2 separate regions of the Homo sapiens genome follow, and region 1 is linked to region 2. Evidence: chromatin loops called from intact Hi-C (ENCODE). Cell type or tissue: PC-3. All regions are shown on one strand. Each heading gives the region's core, and the rest is flanking DNA. Links, peaks and the distances in the headings are about the cores only.

What was found. Hi-C counts contacts between places; a loop is a spot of excess contacts. Peaks named below come from ENCODE experiments on the same cell type or tissue, not always from the same donor. Only the 100,000 strongest peaks of a DNase experiment are listed, where the experiment ranks them.
Region 1: a loop joins it to region 2, with 5 times the contacts of the local background. A loop is called at or near these places in 1 of 110 quality-filtered maps.

The regions. Positions count from the first base shown.
Region 1 is chr7:85,383,557-85,388,952 of GRCh38, reverse strand. No RefSeq gene overlaps it. Among named protein-coding and RNA genes, the nearest start is that of LINC00972, 35 kb to the left of the region's middle. In PC-3, for the core only: no CTCF peak of the experiment used is centred there; a DNase peak (open chromatin) is centred at 2,302; H3K27ac peaks cover 1,202 bases.
Region 2 is chr7:85,188,793-85,194,188 of GRCh38, reverse strand. It overlaps a transcript of SEMA3D not described here. Among named protein-coding and RNA genes, the nearest start is that of SEMA3D, 4.4 kb to the right of the region's middle. In PC-3, for the core only: a CTCF peak has its summit at 2,628 (motif pointing right); no DNase peak of the experiment used is centred there.

The DNA.
Region 1 (5,396 bases), core at 333-5,332, 190 kb before region 2:
ACATAATTGTTAAAACTTGATTTTCTGAATTGAAAATTATTGAAACAAAAAATAAAACAAGATGATAATTGTTTTCCTCCTCAGGCAAAAGCAGTCTGAAAGATAGTCATTGCATTTGGGGCTCTTTAAACTAAAAGAACACACATATTCTTATTTATAAAATGAAACTATATAAAACATCTCACTTCCTGAAACCATTTTTACACTGGATTTAGCCAAACTACAGAAATGTCAAGAATTCATTATATGTTTTTTAAAGGGTCATCTCTTTTGTCCTATTTTGCAACTGTCTAAAATATTATCTCTAAAGGTACGCATTACAAGTAAGACTATTATCTCAGGCCTAAGTTTCAAGTCAAAATGATATTTTTAGCACAATAGTGAAATGTATTTTAACTCAAATTCTTCTATTCCAGGCCAGCTGGCATATGTGAGGGAAAAGCTAAAAACATAAATCTATCATTTGCAATTGGTATAATCACCATCCTTGGCATAGGAAAGTCTTCATTAAACATGTTTATAGAATTATCCTTTCATACACCTTAAATTAATTGCCTTCCATTGAGATTTAAAACTAAATATGGAGAGATTGCCCTGGTCTTTTCATCCCAAGTCATATTTCAAGAAAATATCTTGTTTCTTTATGTCTGGCTGAATTTTAGATCTGTTTTCTGTTCAAAAGAAGTTTCATGATCACTTTTATATATGAAACCATTTTTCACCAGACCACATTAGAATGGAGGGTATAAACATATTTCCATTAAAAGTAATAAACTATACTTTCTTGTTTTCATATATATTCAGTATTAAAGGAATTATACTTTAATTCCAACCCCGATTATACTTTAATTCCAGCCTCCAACAAAGTTTCACATAGGATTTTTTTTTTCTGTTAATACAAAGATATGCTACATCTAACACCAAATGGAGACCTTTTCTTCTTCAACTCCAGTTACCTTTGGGAATATCTATGGAGCCCTTTGCTCCCTGGGAATCTATTTTATTCATCAATTTAATTTAGTCAACAAATATTTATTGAGTACTTACTCTGTGTCAGAACTTTTTATATTATATGTAACACTGAATGAAACAGACAGAAATCCCTGATTTCTTATATTCTAGTGCATCTTATATTATAGTAGAAAATAAACATTTGCAAATAAATAAGTTTTACTTACAAGATAAACACCCACACATAGGCTATTAGCAACTATGAAGAAAAGTAAAGTATAAAATAGGAAAGAGAATCAGTTCGTAGGAAAAAAAAACTACCTTTTTCATCTTTTTGGGGTGTCAAAGGTCGTAATATTGACTTTCTTAATTATTAATTGCATAGTAATGGGGATATAACATTAATTGGTAGTTACCAGGCAGTTGCTCATTGTGTTTCTCTTAAATAGTCATGACTTACCTGGTAAAGATGGATTGTGCCACTAAGTTCTAAATTCCAAAATATGGAAACTTTTTTTCTGTTTTATTCACCACAATATTTCTAGCATACATACAATTATGCTGGCCATATCTTAAATATAGAATTGGCATATAGGTTGAGTGAATGAACTAATGCGAAGGATGAAAACTACAAAAACTGAAATTTTGTCTTGTTCTATAGATTCTTTCTCTATCTATTTTGGTATATCTATCACCAGAAATATTCTGGTGTAGTTATCGCCACAGACTTCATCTGGTAGCACCGTCACCACTATTTTATAAATGAAATTGACTCTTCACAGTACCAAAGCATGATTATATTTTCTGGAATCAATTATTCAGAATAGTATAAAATATTATTGTGGATACAGAGAAATAGCCATGTGAGTTGAGCCCCCAAAACCAGGATGAATCAATTTCTTCACTTTTGATGTTACCAGCTAGAACTGTTGAATTCTAATTAAAGCATAACTTAGAATCAAATCAAAGAATGTGTCAACAATTCTACACGAATCTTTTGCATTTCTATACATCTTGCAAGAAGCACTGATAGCCTGTATCCTGGACTATCTTGTCAAAGATATTTATACTGTGAAGAGCCTTATACTCCCTTGGAAGGGAGAAAAAGTGTCTCTCTCTCGAGCCAAGAGTGTTTCCCCCCTTTTCTTTTATTGTATTGTCAAATATAATGAAGGTAACATCCCCTTCAAAGGCCAAGATCAGTCAGGTTTGCAATTCATTATAAAAGACTCAGGTTCTCTAAGCTTGGCATTTCTCAACTGTGACACCAACCTACTACCTATGAGACATCCACCTACACCTATTTGTGTCACCCCTGTAGGACATGCAGAGTGGTGGGAGCCAAAACAAACATAAAGTTCATACTATTTGCTGTGCAATGAGTAATATGTGACCAGGAGTCTTATGCCTTTTGCCAGCATCCATGAAACTAACTTGTCAACAATGACTTAGGGTAAATGCTCAGATGCTTTACAGTTTTCGGTACCAATATTTCTATTTAGTAAGAATTTAAGCAAATTGCTTCCTCTATATCTAATAGTGATAGAATTAAGTTCCAAAAGCACCAACTAGGGTGGTCAGTCAATTATATGTCATTTTGTTCCAAGGTCTTCAGACAAATTGACTTTCAAAAACAATTTAAGAACTTTCTATGTACTAATTGTTAGCAACAAACATCATTCCATGTAGTAGGTATTCTATAGACAGTCACGTAGCTCAGGCAAGATACAGTCAATTCATTTAATTTATCTTATAGTTCACATTAATTTTAGTTCAGTTACATTATGTTTTACTTCAGTTTAAAAAATTTACTATTGGTTAAAACAATTACCCAAAACAGAATTGTGTCTGCAATATACATATTGTAGTGGATTTTCAAAAAATATCTTTACGATTTGTTAAAGAAATAATTGGGTACAAAATAGGAAGTAATCAACTGGGATATAAATAAAATGTAAAGAAGTTACAGCTGCAGCACAAGGGAAGCAACATTAGTTGGTGATAGCTTTGCAGCACGTATGTTAACTTAGGCCAGAGAGACTAGGCGTGAATATTACACACTCAGAGAATGACAGGACTTGTATTAGTCCATTTTCATGCTGCTGATAAAGACATATGCAAGACTGGGCAATTTACAATAGAAAGAGATTTAATTGGACTTACAGTTCCATGTGTCTGGGGAAGCCTCACAATTATGGTGAAAGGCAAGGAGGGGCAAGTTCCATCTTACATGGATGGCAGCAAGCAGAGAGAATAAGGAAGATGCAAAAGCAGAAACCCCTGATAAAACCATCAGATCTCATGAGACATATTCACTACCAGGAGAACAGTGTGAGGAAAACCGCCCCCATGATTCAGTTATCTCCCACCAGTTCCTTCCCACAATATGTGAGAATTATGGGAGTACAATTCAGGATGAGATTTGGGTGGGGACACAGCCAAACCATATCAGGACTCCTGTCTGTTTTAAACTCAGCCACAAGGACAGGTGGAGTTGCCGCTTAAATATCAGGGACAATGCCAAGGGCTTTATCTCTATTTCTTACAATAATAGTATAAACTAAGTCATAATAGTCATTATGTCTTGGATTCAGAAGAAAGTCTGAGATCTTAGCAAGTCACTTAGATGGAAATCATAGCAATCCCTAGATTATTATCATTTCAATAAAGAGCTTGTTACAGTGCTTATTCATACAGTAAGTGTTGAATCAATGTTACCTACTTATCTATATAATTTCTATATATCAATAACCACCTTTCTCTATATTAATTAGATATAAAATCATAGATGCTTAACTCTGTCCCCATATTGAAGGTGAAGAAAATAAAGCTCAATACCATTAACAAATTCAGCTAGGTCAGTATCAGAACTAAACATTGAACCAAGATTCGTGATTTCATACACCATAGCCAGTCCAGCTGGACAAATAGGATCTGAATTTGGATAGAATAGCAACTGGTAATAATAGGCAAAATTCAGCCAAAGACAACTAGTGAGCATTTTAACAGATGAGTAGGGAACACTGACATAGGACCAATAAGCTTCAAAGATCCAGACAAGTGAATAGTGTCAGTGGGCCCAACAGCAGGCATCAAGATTCCAGTGATGCGACAGGATTTTGAGGGTACATTTTTAAGGTTTTAAGAAATACTGATAAGGACAGGGTAAGATTCAAATCTTAGAGGAAGCAATAAGTGTCCAAAGTAAAGGAGAATATCAAGACAAGAGCTGACAAAAAGTAACTAACTAGTATAAAGCCAACAAAAGAAATGTTGAGGCAAAGATTTCGTTTTAAGAATGATGGACTTGTGTATTCAGGTGGTCAGACAAAGCAGACTTATTTGCAAAGTGACTGGACACTGTAATTGCTTAGCTCCTGAAATTGAAATGTTTTCACTTCACAAAATATAGGGGCAAAGTTAAGACAGATACATTGTAAATTTATGTTTGCCCATGGTATAATTTAAGGAATGCGTGGACTTAAAGTCCAATAAAACCCTATGACTCTTTTATTTACTTGCCAATTTTTAAAACCATTTGAGTCTTAATGGTTTAATATAGATTGATGGAATTTTATTGAGGGAGGAAAATGTACTCATGGAATGTGATTCTAAGATTTGTAATCCAATATCTTATGGGACTCACTGTCTTAGACTTATTCTATTATCGAAAAGTATGAAAATCCGAATTGTTTTTGCCTTCATTGAAGACAATGCTCAAGGCAAATATTTGTTTCTACCCAGCACTTGATTCTAAATCATACTTGGGTTTCTACCTTTGTAAGCTGGGCCAAATTACATATTATTCTTTAGGGCCTTTCTTGAAGTTTTACCTTAGGATGCTAACTAGAGAGAGACAGACACAGTGGTAGCTTTTTGTGTATTTTCCCTGGGATTATACCATAATCCTTTTCTTCTAGACCATACAAATTCTACTGATAAATGATGAATAACAGCATGTAAGATAGAAATAAGTAGAGAATCTCTAAGCCAGCTTAGGAATTTTGGTGTTGTCGTTGGCCTCCACTCGGTTTTTGCTGATCATTCAGGGGAGAGGTGAATGCTTACATTATTAAGAAAATAATAAAATAATAATAATAAAACCTCAGACCTTATTTTTCCATAGAAACCACATAGGAGAAAGGGATACCAAATATATATCTCACAAGACAGAGCCAAGAAAAGAAAGTGTATTCATACTCAATTTTTACTTATAATTCTATTATTAGTCTCACTAGAAGCTCAATTGTATGGACCAGTGACCTCATAAAGTATCCCAAGGACTCTATATAAGAGCCTTTGAATATCAGGACTCTTTAAGAGCATTTTTTCTCCTTACTGGTAGAATGTTGAAAACTTGATGTCCCTGCAGGCTAAAAAATGCTACCAGCAGTGTAAAAGCCAAAGAAAAAGAGCCAGAGACAAATAAGAAACAAGTAATTATA
Region 2 (5,396 bases), core at 176-5,175:
GACAGACTGATAGGTAAAGAAGAAATAAAACTATCTTTGTTTGCAGATAACATAATCATCTACTTAGAAAATCTGAAGGAATCAACAAAAAAACTATCTTGGAACTAATGAGCATTATAGCAAGGTTGCATGGTATAAAGCTTATCTACAAAAATTAATCACTCTACCAGGCTTTCTACTTTTTCCATTAAACCCTTGGCATACTGATCACAGGTTTTTAAAGTACCTAGTCTGATAATTCCAACATTCCTGCCATATCTGACTCTGGTTCTGATGCTTGCTCTGTCTCTTTAAACTGCGTTTTTTTTTTTTTCCTTTAGTATGGTTTATAATTTTTGTTGTTATTGTTGAAAGATGGGCATGATATACTATATAAAAAGAACTGCAGCCATAAAATTTTAGCAATGTAGTGGTAAGATCCAGAAGAAGAGGAAGTATCCTTCAGTGCTATGGTTAGGTCCCAGTCTTTTGTTAAACTTGTGCCCCTGAACTGTGAACTTCATCATTGCTTCTCAGTTTTGTTTTGTTTTGTTTCCCCCTCCATTATGTGGGATAGGATGACCAGAAAGGGCTGGAGTTGAATATTTTCTACTTGCAAAGTGGTAGGCTAAAGCAGGCTGGCTTTGAGTATATCCCTTCTCCCATGTTACTTAGGCTCTGATAAAATCCCAGCAGGTTAGACGCTGGTCATATAGTTTCTGCTGAAGGTAGCTTTGCCAACGAGAACAGAATATTCCACAGTATTTTTAAATGATTATTTTCTTTCTCTCTCCCTGCTAAAGGCAGAGGGGACATTTTTTTCTTGATACTTCTTGTGAGGACCAGTTACAGCTCCAGGATGTAAAGCTCACAAAAATGTAGGGATCATCCTTTGTTTGGGTCTCCCTGGAGTGTTTTAATCTCAGACTTGTCCACTCCAAGCCTCCATTAACTTGTGAATTTCCATGCAGGTTTTCCCACCTGAAGAAAGTTCCTGTGATTTTTGTCCTGGTAAATTGTGATTCTGTGTCCCCCTGTCTGTCTCTCCCATTTGGTGGACAGAATTTGCCCCATGAGCTTATTTCTCTGAGCGATCCAAGAAGAACTGTTGATTCATCATTTTGTTCAGTTTTTTTACTTCTTGTTGGGATGAAGTGCTGGCCGCTAAGCTCCTTACATGCTGGACTGAAACCCAGAAGTTAACGGCTATGTTATCATCTTTTGTAATTATCTTCTTTTCTTAGAATTGTAAGTTTTAAATGTAGTAAAAGTAGAGATTTTTAAAAATAAATGGGTTATCATAGACTCCTAATGTAGACTTTCTTTTTGACAAACTCAAGAATAAAAGTTGGAAAGTAAAACTTTGCTTGATATAAGGAAAAGTAATTTTATTGAAGTGGCAAATAGAAAAAGAATACAATTTGTTAATGGTATTATGATGACACAATATTATTCACTACATTAAAATGAAATTAAAAGTCCTAAACTCTTTCGTGAATATTATTTCCAAATAATTCTAATGAAAGTACATCAGTGCATCAAAGGTCAAAATGTTCACTATACTAAATAGGCTTAAAGCAACATGATTCTATGTTACTGTGTGCCTTAGAAAAGCAGTAGCTCCGACGTTAAATTGGGCACTTTGAGAAGTTGCATTTATTCTTTCTGATTAGTAAGATAGAATTTGGTCTAGTTCGGTAGTAACTTGCTAAATTAAGGGTGAAGATTAGAAGTGCCCTACTAGCTCACTTAATGAACAAAGGAATTACAGTCAGATGGTAAATATTTTATTTTTAAGTCGCTTAACTTTAAGTTTCATTGTCTGTATAATAATAATACTAAAAATAATAATAGTTATTATTATAGAGTTGAACTAAAAATTTAGCCACCTGGCTTGTTTTAAGCCTTTGACATTCACTTAGTTACTAAGTTACTTAAATGACATTTTGTATGAAAGTCATTTTCTTGATCAGAAACTGTTCCCCACTAAACCCATTTTCATTTTTGTTGTTTTAGAAAAACATGTTGGGCATTTTTTGTAATATTATAAAATTAATTATATCTGCAGCCCACAATATGTAACACACTTTTTACATCCTAATTTCTGAGTAAAGTAGGGCAAAAGGAGATAAAAATATGCAAGAATGAAAATCACTATTATCTTAAATGCTTTATTATACACTTCACTTTTCATAGTGGAAAAATAAACATGTCTTACAGTCAAAGAAATAGTAGAGGCACAAATATAGTAGAAAAGCAAATCATGAATTTTCTCCCATTTGTGGAAACTGATGGTTTAAGTCTATCCAAAACAAACCTCAATATTTAGCAAAGAAACTCTATCTAATGCATTTATTTGGAAGGGATTTTGATAATATCTATATAAATTTATGGGTTATTTTGGAAAATCTTCCTTTTCAGGGATACTGATTTCACTGTGGCTAAGCAGCTGCTTATGACCTTGAACAAAGCAGAAGTGTTGGAATGCCTTCCTGCTGTCTGTATGGACCTGCTCTTGCCAGTTACTGCACAAAGAAATAGTTTAATTCCACTTGGAATACAGGTATGTCTGGGTTTCAGGAAATAATAGAGTACTGTTGATTAATTGTGAACCAGAACAAATAAGCCACAAGAGGGCATATTTTTCTTTATTTCGTCACTCATACACAAATAAGGCTTGCCTCAGCTGGGTATCACAGGAATTCCCTCCTCAACCTCATTTTCTTAGAAGAATACACTGTATCTAAAACATGCTGTAAGGGTAGAATGGTGGTAGTATGAAAGTATTTTTAAAAAGAAAACTTAAAGATGATTTTTTATATTGTGCATAGGAAAGTTGTTTATTTTTCCTTAAAATCCTTCCTTGGGGATTGTTTATTGATATAAGTACATTGTTACAAATCAAACACAAAAAGCCATTTATCTGACTAAATTATCCCAATCTGCAACAACCATATAGACTCCTATATCAGGCGTGGAAAACCGTTCCAAATTCTAGTGAATGTTGGTAGTCAAGAAGGATTTTCTTTTCTGAAGTCTCAGGATTTGGGCCAAAGAGGCTGGACTGTGTTTTTATTTTTATTTTGAAGCACATTCCTGCTGAACTTAATTATTCACCACACCCCAACCCAGCTAAGTAAATATAGCCTTAAGATTCTGGCTTGGACAGTTTTGAAAAATAGCTGATTTTTTTTTCTTTTCTTTTTTTAAGAAAAGTCTCTATAGCAGGGTGAAATATTCTACAGAGGGCATCAAGTCAGAAGTCATAAGGAGCTGAGTGATAACTATGTCTTCCTTGGCCCTGGTTTCCTTGTGTCTAACATGAGGGATAGAAGGTTTTGAGGTGTCTTCTGACTATGAATGTTTATGATTATTTATGATTTTATAAGAGTTTAAAACTTAAAAGTATGAAGCAAAGTTTGGACAGTTTTACATACCAATTAACTAAAGATAAACTGTTTTCTGTCTTTATCTGATGATGAGAAGCAGGGATGCATTTACTTCTGAGAGTTCTATGTATTATAATTAATACAGAAATAAAAGATGAAAGTCAGGTGTGTTTTTTTCCCCACCATTAAACACATCAGATGATTTTATAATGTAAATATCTAATGATCCAGTGATGAGTGTATTGCTACGATCAAATGAAATAGATGGAAAAAAATACCTGGAGTTTATAAGAAGAAAATAGCTAATAGAAGATAAGGGGCTGGGTGAGCTGCTTTAAACTCATGCACTCACTTGTTCCAACTAGATGTAACTTAACATACACGCCGATTTTCTTGGATGAGGATAACAACATTTCTTATCAGTCAGTGCTGATAAGGTGATATATGAGAAAACGTTTATAAGGTGATATTTATTATAAGACAGAGAGGTTTTCTGAATGACTAAGGTATGACTAGTTTTAGAGAAGTAAACATTAAAATGACATGCTTTTTAACACAATTTTTCTTGTTTGCCTCTGTGTATAAACTTTGAGGTCTCCTTCATCAATAATTTTCTTTCAAATTCACCAAATTTTCATTTGATTTGTGAATATAAAACTGTTCAGAGAGAACTAGGATTGTAGATTTTGTTGGTTTTAGTATCTTCTGCTGAGAGGACAGCCAAATCTTCTGCTAGATTTAAGCTCTGGACCCAGTAATTACCTTTCTCCTGTCTTCTGTTCAGAGGTAGCTATATGTGGAATTGGAGAAGCCTACAATATGTCTATTCTACCCTAACCCATCCCTGCTGCCTTCTCCCATGGCTCTCAACATAGATGGATGATTACTGAAATTCTACAATTAGAATTTTATTCTTTGGATTTGTTTGGCATTAAATGTGATCCTTTGAGAAATAGTGTATTTCATATTGCCTAACACATATTACTACCATAAAATGAAAATTACTTACTCATATTATATTTGTGAGCCCAAATAGAGATGGGTGAGGAGTAGTATGTCTCAGAATAGCCTAGATTCTCAAGGCACACAATTTATTTATTCAATAATGTTTCCAAGAACATGAAAGTTATTTGTTTTCTTTCCTTTTTCTTTTTGTTTGTATTTTTCCCCTTGGACTGAAACAGGCATACAAGCAACAATTAGGTGGTTTTAACTGATGATATACACATCGCTTTCAGTGAAATTAAGGCTCACTCGTTAAATCTTGAATAGTCACCCTTGAAGACAAACTAAACTGCACAATACACCTTGTATTTTAGCAAAACTTTTTGTAAAATATACTTTTTTTCCCACTGGGTTTTATTTTAAGAATTTAGATAGGGTATTAGCCCTATAGGACAGAATACCAAATTGCTTTTGATGAAAGTAGATCTCAAACTCTTAGAAAGGGTTGTTAAAACTATCTTGGTGGGACCCTATACAGTTATTAGAAATTCAGAAATAAATCCAGTGACTGAATATTAACATTATTTCTACTGTTTTTATTAACTCGTTTAACACACAAATATTTGTTAAGCACCTAACACATTCAAGACATTCAGGGAAGCAGCCTGAAGATTACGGAGCCATGGACACAGCTGAGGCCATTCATCACATTGGGCAACATATTAACAGTTGATTCCATCTGCTTTGTGCTCAGAGTCATTAAAAGGAAGGAAAGCACAGAATTCACGTTCCAGATGTTGTTTTCTCATGATATGTTCAGGATACTCTGGTAAATTCTGTCTAAATTTGAAGTCTGAGCATCTCAAACTAAATCAGTACAATACAATGTCACAGGCATTGTATTAGAGGCTGAAGAAACAAAGACACAAAACAGCCAACACTTTTGTATGGGATGCAGACACATGCATAACTAATTATAATATAAAGTGAAAAGAGCTTATTATAGTAGTGAAATCAAAGTGCTTTGGGAAAACAGGAGGGAGTGATTAATTCTGTAAGGGCTTTATGGAAAGTATTGAATGG